2 separate regions of the Homo sapiens genome follow, and region 2 is linked to region 1. Evidence: chromatin contacts called from ENCODE Hi-C data. All regions are on one chromosome and are shown on one strand. The core of a region is the stretch at or near the end of the contact, and the rest is flanking DNA. Distances in the headings are between cores, read along the strand shown.

Evidence for each region. Hi-C counts contacts between places; a loop is a spot of excess contacts on that map. Pooled maps may share reads with other maps.
Region 2: a loop to region 1 is called in a pooled map, with 13 times the contacts of the local background. The contact joins the promoter of TAF1A-AS1 here to the enhancer-like site in region 1. A Hi-C loop is called at or near these places in 7 of 50 pooled maps.

What each region holds. Positions count from the first base shown.
Region 1 is chr1:223,079,297-223,083,242 of GRCh38, reverse strand. No RefSeq gene overlaps it. Among named protein-coding and RNA genes, the nearest start is that of TLR5, 62 kb to the left of the region's middle. Within about 2 kb of position 1,887, at least 25 of the 41 ENCODE cell types and tissues checked have a DNase peak (open chromatin) inside an H3K27ac peak, as active enhancers do.
Region 2 is chr1:222,587,661-222,591,606 of GRCh38, reverse strand. It overlaps TAF1A-AS1 (TAF1A antisense RNA 1), which reads right to left and starts at 1,687. Exons shown (of 3, transcript NR_110613.1): 1 at 1,645-1,687; 2 at 1,200-1,349. It overlaps TAF1A (TATA-box binding protein associated factor, RNA polymerase I subunit A), which reads left to right and starts at 1,674. Exons shown (of 11, transcript NM_005681.4): 1 at 1,674-1,880; 2 at 3,042-3,164. The coding sequence starts at 3,044. RefSeq lists enhancers at 641-1,173, 1,174-1,707.

The DNA.
Region 1 (3,946 bases), core at 638-3,137:
CCACAGGTTTCTGCTGTGTAAGCCTCCCGGTCTGTAAGACTTTGTTACAGCTGCTGTAGGAAGCTAACACACCCCTCCAGGAGCCCCTGGCTGTGTACAGGAAGCTTCGACTCACATGCTAAGGTGTGAGGGGGGCATGGCAGGTGCTCCGGGAAGGGGAAGCAGCAAAAGCAAAGGCGCGAAAGCAGGATATTCAGGGAGGCCAGCAGCCTGGCTCTGGGGAGGAGTTTGTGATGAGGAGCATAAGGTAACAAGGTGGCCAGGCCAGGTCAAGTACAAACAGGGCTAGATGCTGAATTTACGTGTGACATGCATTGCAATATTCATTTCTTCTTTGTTCCACAGAGACTGCAGGCAGCAGGGTAGCCTTTCCAGGTGCTATAAAGAGTCATTTCTCTGGGACCCAGACTTCAGTCTGAGTATCTTCGCAGCAGATGTGTCCTGTGGGTGGTACCACTTGGTGTCACACCCTCCATCCCATGCCTGCAGCTCCTTCTACAGCACTCAGCTCTGTGCACATCTTGGCATTATCTGGGTCTGCCTCTCTCTGTTTTCCCTGTGGCCTGGTGTCCCTCTGCGGGTGCCCAGTCACACACCTGCACGGGGGGAGGGCCACACACCGTGGACAGCAGTGGAAAGAGCACTGGGCTTAAAGTCAAGGGACTGGGCTGAAGGAGTTCGGGAAGTGCCACCCAAACACGGTATGCCAGCTACCTTGAACCGAAGGCACTGGGCAGCACAGGATGCAGGCGGAGGCTTGCTCTGAGCTGCCTTTGTCTGCCTAAAGACGGACCCTCCAAAGGGACCTCAATTATCATGAATCCCCCTCCCCAGGAAATTCATGAGCCAGGGGAGACTCGCATCACAGCAGAGGGGACTGAAGGTTGATGCCATGCCCAGGCCAACTTTGTCATAGGCTACCCATATTCTCCCAAGGGCCCATTCATCTTTCCCCAAATCATTCATTCTCCCCATGGCACCTCCATCCCCTCTCCTGCCTCCGCGGTGAGTCAGGCGCATAAGCTTCTAGGTCTCTCATTGGTTTGGAGATATTCACTTTTCTTTCCCATGATGCATCCATGTGCATAATAAATGTGGTCACCCTTCCTCCTGCTAATCCGCCTGCTGTCAGTTTATTCCATAGACTCCATTATGGAGCACTCAGAGGGTAAGGTTTCCCCTCTTCCACGGAGCCTTGCTGAGCCTCAGTTTCCCTATGAGGCAGGCATACTTCACCATCTCCTTTCAGGCTGGATATTCATTCTAAGGCCACACATGAATATGAGAATATTCAGGCCTTTTAGGTAGAATATTCTAAGAATCTTAAACGATGGTACCTCTTAGTGGAAGCAGTATTCTGACAAACCAATGGGGCAGGGAGGGTGGGAAATGGTGTTTTATGGTCACTCTGGGACCCCAGGCAAGGTAATCCTAATGGAAGCTCAGGCTTTTGGGGCGGGCTTTTTTTTTTCCTGTCTACGAATGGAAACATGAAGCAGATTTCGCAGTATCTCCCAGGGAACTGGACAGTCTACTTTGGGGCCGGCGCAGAAGAGATGACCCCTGACCACCTCCCGGTGTGCTGGCTGCGGCTGGACCCGAGGGCGCGTCCTCCCGAGCCTCTGCGGCTACTCTTCTCGCCGCCCCCAGGTGGTGCTGCAGGACCACAGCCTCGAGGCTCCTCCGCCCCAGGTGCCCGCCCGGCAGCCCCAGACCTGCCTGGATTTACTCCCTTCAGCGGGAGGAGACACCAAGAGGCCGACGCGTAAATTCCAGGCCTGGCCTTCTTCCAGCGCTCCAAAACCTTCTGGAGCCTTCTCAATCAATAGACTCAAAGGCTTTTAGCGTGTCCCTGCCACTTGACGTCAGAGGTGACACGGGTCTGTGAGCCTGGCTGCTGGAATTCACACTCAGCCAACACCCAGCTCGGGGCTGTTCCCCTTGAGCCTGTCCCAGTGCCCGGAGGGGCCTCTTTCCCTCATTCCTCCCCTTCTAGAAACCCTAGACACAGCGCCAACACCACACCCGGAGGCGCCGGCCTCAGGGGAGAAACCACAGTATACACACACCACACATACTATGTGTACACACACTACACAGTGGACACCCACCACACGCACAATACACATGCACGACACCCTGCACACACGTGCCACAGGTCAGCCTGGAAGCACGATCACAGAATGGGAGTCCTGTGGTGAAATCCTCGCTGATCTAGAAACAGCTGCACGGCCGCCCTTCCCGGGGAGAGTCCCAGGTCCTCAGAAGAGCCCCAAGTTGCAGCCCGGCCCATGCCTACCTGCAGCCCTGCAGCAGCAACACACCTGGAGGCAGAGAGAACTTTGGAATATGCTAGAAAGCCAGTAAGCGCACATCTCCTCAGAGCTTTGCTACTTTTGTCAAGAGTTCCATGCTACTTTATGAGGTAATGGAAAGACAAGGTTAAAGCTGATTGAGCTCAAGCTACATCTTTTACATGTTAAGGGCCCTCATTGGACCCTGACCCTGGCTACTCATGAGGGAGACTTTTCCTCCCTCTCCTGTGGGCCTGTGTGAGCCAGGCATGGAGCTTTGCCTGGGCACTGGTCCTTCCCCCCCAGGGCTGTGAGGGCAGGATCCATGGCCCTGGCAGAGTGAGGCTGGGGCCGGCATTGGAGCCTGAGGGGCAGGAGACCCCAGAGAGTTCCTCCGGAGCAGCACAGGGTGGGCATTGGGGTCAGAGCCTGTGGCCTTCAAACCTGGTTGCTCACACTACTGCTTCTCAGTACAGCCAAGGTGGTGCACGAATCCAAGAGAAAAGGTGAACGGAGAAGCCCGGTCCTGTGGGCCAACCCCAGGGAATGCGCTTCTTGGAGAACTGGGAGGCCTGAGCCCTGTCCTGTGGCTGGGGACAGTCCAATCTGTGATGCAGTAGATGCTGGGGGCCTCACGGAGGGCTCTGAGCTGAGGGTCCTTTCCACCCCCAGCCCAACCTCAGGGCCAAGAAAAGAAGGTGCTCAGTGACCCCGCACGAGCTCTTTCCCGGGTGCGCGAATTTCATGCAGTTATATTAAAATAGAAATACTCAAAGCCGCTTGGACCCAACTGACTAGCTGGGCATTAACATGGTGCCTAGGTAGGTAGGGCCTTCCTGGATTCCAGCTGTTGGACCCTTTTCTCAACAATGCTTACTTACACAAGCAACTAGGGATTGGCCCCCAAAATGAGGATTGCTGGGACTTGCAAATGATAATTGTCACCAAATAGGGTCTGGATAATTAGAATGAAGGATGATTAAAAGCGTGAGGAATCTTGGAAGTTTAAAGAGTCCAGCCTCTCCACGAGTGTAGGAATTCATTCTCATTCTCCCGGCAGGGATGATCCGGCCTCTGTGTGAACACTTCTAGGGACAGGGCACCCCCTTTTGGAAATCAGACCACTCCAGTATTAAAGAGTTTATTATTCACTCCTGCGTGGGCGTAAAATCTGCCTTCTGAGACTTTGGCCTGCGGGTCTGAATTCCACCTCTGAACCTCCAGAGAGGAGCCTTCCCCTCCCACTCAGCAGGTCACCCATGTCTCTGTCACTGACCACTGTCCACAAAGGGGCTGTTTAAGAGGGCAAGGGTGAGTTGGCAGCTACTTGGATCAAGGCGACCTGCCACACTCATTCTGGGGAAGTCACCAGAGTACATGGCCGAGGCTGGAAGGCAGATGTTTGAGTCTGTCAGAGTCTGTGCATTGACAGGATCCAAAAGCCTGGGGCAGCAGATGAGAGGTTCACAGCTGCTATGTACCCCTCCCCACGTGGAAAGGCAGACACAGGGGGACCCGTGGCCCTCACGTAGAATGCGTGGTCTCCAATGGTGGCCTTGGACCCCTCTTCCCCTGTGATCAGCCCCAGCAAGAAGCGAGGCTGTCCCCCTTCCCCCTGTGTCGAGCCATAGAAGGAGCAGCAGTCCTGGGCC
Region 2 (3,946 bases), core at 438-2,937, 490 kb after region 1:
CTGCCACGGCAACCTTCCCTCCTTCCTTCTTGTTTATGCTATTGGATGTGATCTAGTTGATTTTTTTTATCTCTTCTCTCCAACACATTTTCTGTCAGAATTGCAGCATGGGAAAGAAAAAGCATAGGTAGGGCACGTTTCCTACTGCTCCTTAGAGCTGTTTGAGAACTTCGAGGAAAATCTGAAAGCTCTTCCTCATTTTCGGGAGAACATAAACTTTTTTCCATGTAAAATCATTTCTGGGCTGGTTTTGGTGAATTTACACCTCAAGCCAATGGGAGAAAAGTAGCCAGACTAAGCCTCTAGACAAGAAAGTAATGATTATGTATGTTATTTTGTGTGTGGTCTCCTGGACTACGCATAATTTATGTTAGCCCTGCCTGTAGAGTTAGAGCACAAGCTTGAGTGAGGACTCAAGAACTAATGACAGAGAGAGCAGCAGAAGGAACTTTTCTTGCAAGTCCTTAACTACTGCATATTGTTTTATGCAGAAGACAACATAGAATCAACTATTTGTAGCATTTTAAGGAATCCATGTACAAAATTTTTTTTGACAGGGTCTCATTCTGTCGCCCAGGCTGGAGTGCAGTAGGGTGATCACAGCTCACTGCAGCCTCGACCTCCCTGGGCTCAGGTGATCCTCCCACCTCATCCTCCCGAGTAGCTGGGACTAGAGGCATGCATCATCACCCCAGCTTATTTTTTTTTATTTTTATTTTGTAGGGACGGGGTTTCATCATGTTGACTAGGCTGGTTTCGAACTCCTGAGCTCAAACTTTCCGCCTGCCTCGGCCTCCCAAAGGGCTGGGATTACAGGCATGAGCCACCGCGCCCGGCCTCAAACTCTTACCAGACCCTTTAATTTCCTCTCCGATACTCCGATTCTACTCAAACTGTTCACCTACACAGAGGAAACTCAGTGATTCCTGGGGGAGCCTATGCTATATTTGTGCATCCTCATTTGTGGACAAAATTCTTTCTTGCTGTGACTTGAAAGCAGCCTCCCTTTACCTTTCACTTATTAGTCCTAGTTCTGTTCTCTGCTGCTAAGAAAAAGGGTCTGATCCTTCTTTCACTGATCAGCCCTCCAAATATTGGAGAAGCACACTGCGTTTCCATGGGCCTGCAGTCCTTTTCCGGGATCATCTTCCCTAGAACCCCTCAACTGTCTCTCATTTCACACGGTTTAACCATCTTACCTTTAACCCATATTTCATTTGTTTGTCTCAATGTCCCTCATGAAAGTTGACCCAGACGGGTCCGCAGAACAACTTTTGCTGAGAAGGCAAAGGAAATTCTCGCCCAAATTGTGGAGAAGGCAGTCGAACCAATTAAACCTAAAGCTAAAACTGTAATAGAAAAGAACTTTCAAGCTCGCAATGAAAAGGCTATGCATGGATTTATCTCATCACAGCCACTAGCCACACCTCCACTCGTGCAGTGCGCCTGCGAGCCGAGCAGAAACCAATGGCCCATCGTAGTGAATTTCTCGGGTAAAGTGACATTCTCCGCTTTTGAATGCTCCCTTCGCCCAGCCGCCAACCCCTCGCCCCAATTTCCATTTTAAATGAAAGTCTCCCACTTTCTAGCTGAGACAGACAAAAATAAAACTCGGGCAAAACCAATCGCAGAGAGGCAGCTCACTGTCACTTCCTGGGTCACTTCCAGAAGTCACTTCCGGGGTCGAGGCGAGGCCAACGATACGCCTGCTGCAGCAGGAGGAGTTACGAGCCGGGCCGCGCGCTGCCTAAATACCTAAACCAGGTTTAGCGCCTGCTCATATAAAGCTCTCCTAACTCGTCTTCCGGTGGGAATTTCTTCACGTGGGCCGGAGTCGGAGACTGAGTTTAGCTTTACTGAGGAGCTCTAAATTTAGGCGGGTAAGTGCCGCAGATATCGCCCGTGGTTCCTGCGTTTAAATGGAACGGGAAGGGGTGTGTCAGGATTCATCCATGTTCTCCTGATATTTCCTCCTAATACCTGAAACCCTTGGGGTCTGAAAACGAAAGAAGGGGATAGAGAAGCTTTGGTTGCCGTGGCAACTGCGGGTCACCAATTTGGGTTTTTGAGGATTTGGAAAGGGAGGATTTGTGTAACTACTCCTGAAAACACGTGATGGGTCGGATTCAAATTCAGTTGTTACTTATAATTCATACTCCTAGCCACATGCTTTGAATTTAGAAGGTTTACTCTGGGTATAATGCAGAGATGCAAAATCTGAGCCAGGGTAATTGTTTAGAAAGCTGATGCGGTAATCTAGGCACTGTTTGAAGGGGTCTTGAACTAGAGTAGTGCTGTAGGATTGAAGAGGGGAAATAGGGGAAATTTGGAGGTAGTATCAGGGGCACTAATACTCGATTTCATATGGGTAATGAGGAAGGGGCCCTGAGCATCTTTAGGAGTAAGTCTAAACTCACCTTGGCTTATGATGATTTTTCTAGGTTCGTTTCTCACCTTCCGCACCCCTCCTCCACACGCACCTCGAATTCTAGTCATGCCAAGTAGTTTGGTGTTCTATTTCCTAGACTATCGTCCTCACCATTTTTTGTGATGTTAGGCAGGTTCCATCATTTCACTAAGCCCCTCAGTTTTTTCAACCTTCACATGGAAGAAAGTAATAGTACCCACCTCAGGATTGCTGTGGGGATTAAATTAGATAATTTATACTTCTAGTGCATAGTAAGGGCCTAATAAATATTAGCTGCTACTTCTATTCTTACTGTACTTTTCATATTGTTTTGTTATTATACGTTTTGCTGTTTCTTCGTCTAGACTTGAGATTTTTTAAATTAGAGGGGCAGTATCTTATTTATCTTTACATGGACTTGAAACATTAGTGGTTCGGTCTTTAATGGATCATTCATTTTGGCTGTTGCTGACATAGTTAAATTCATTTTTTACTTTAAAAGAGCTGACAGGTATAATGCATTTTGCTAATCAAATTATATTTATTAGATAAAAAGATAGCCGTTTTTCTGTACAACTCAGAAGACTGTGGATTAAGATGTACAGAAAGTAACTGATATCTCATCTTGTAATAGGTATGAGTGATTTCAGTGAAGAATTAAAAGGGCCTGTGACAGATGATGAAGAAGTGGAAACATCTGTGCTCAGTGGTGCAGGAATGCATTTTCCTTGGCTTCAAACATACGTAGAAACTGTGGGTAAGTAAAATAATAACATTGAGCCATTTTAACTTTAAGGAGGTGGTAAGATTCAATAGGGATACAAAATGAATAACCAGACTGGTTTAATTTTCAAGAGGAATATGTGGAGGGTTTTTTGGCTAAAAGCCAAAAGAAATCTTTTTTCTTTTAGAATTCTTTGCCCTTGGATTAATAATAGATAGTCTGTATTATGCTAGATACACATTTTTTCCAGTAATACTTACTGAGCACTTTTATCTCTGGCATTGATTAAATATTGGGGAGTCATAGGTGAAGATATGGTCTCTGCCATTGAGGAAAACATGCCTAGGAAGTGTTCAAGAAGTTGCTGTTGAATTGCATTGAAATTATTTCGAATAGAATTGATCGTGTAATAGATTTTTTTTTTTTTTGAGACAGAGTCTTGCTCTGTTGCCCACGCTGGAGTGCAGTGGCTAGATCTTGGCTCACTGCAACCTCTGTCTCCCAGGTTCAAGTGATTCTACTCAGCCTCCCGAGTAACTGAGATTACAGGTACCAGCCACCACGCCTGGCTAGTTTTTGTATTTTTAATAGAGACAGGGTTTCACCATGTTGGGCAGGCTGTTCTTGAACTCTTGACCTCAAGTGACCTGCCCACCTCAGCCTCCCAAAGTGGTGGGATTACAGGCATGAGCCACTGCACCCGGCCTAGATAAAAGAGCATTTTCCCCCATTTTTATCTAATGTAAATGCAAGCATGATTTTCTATGGGATAAAATTTCCCCCATTTTTATCTAATATAAATGCAAGTATGTTTT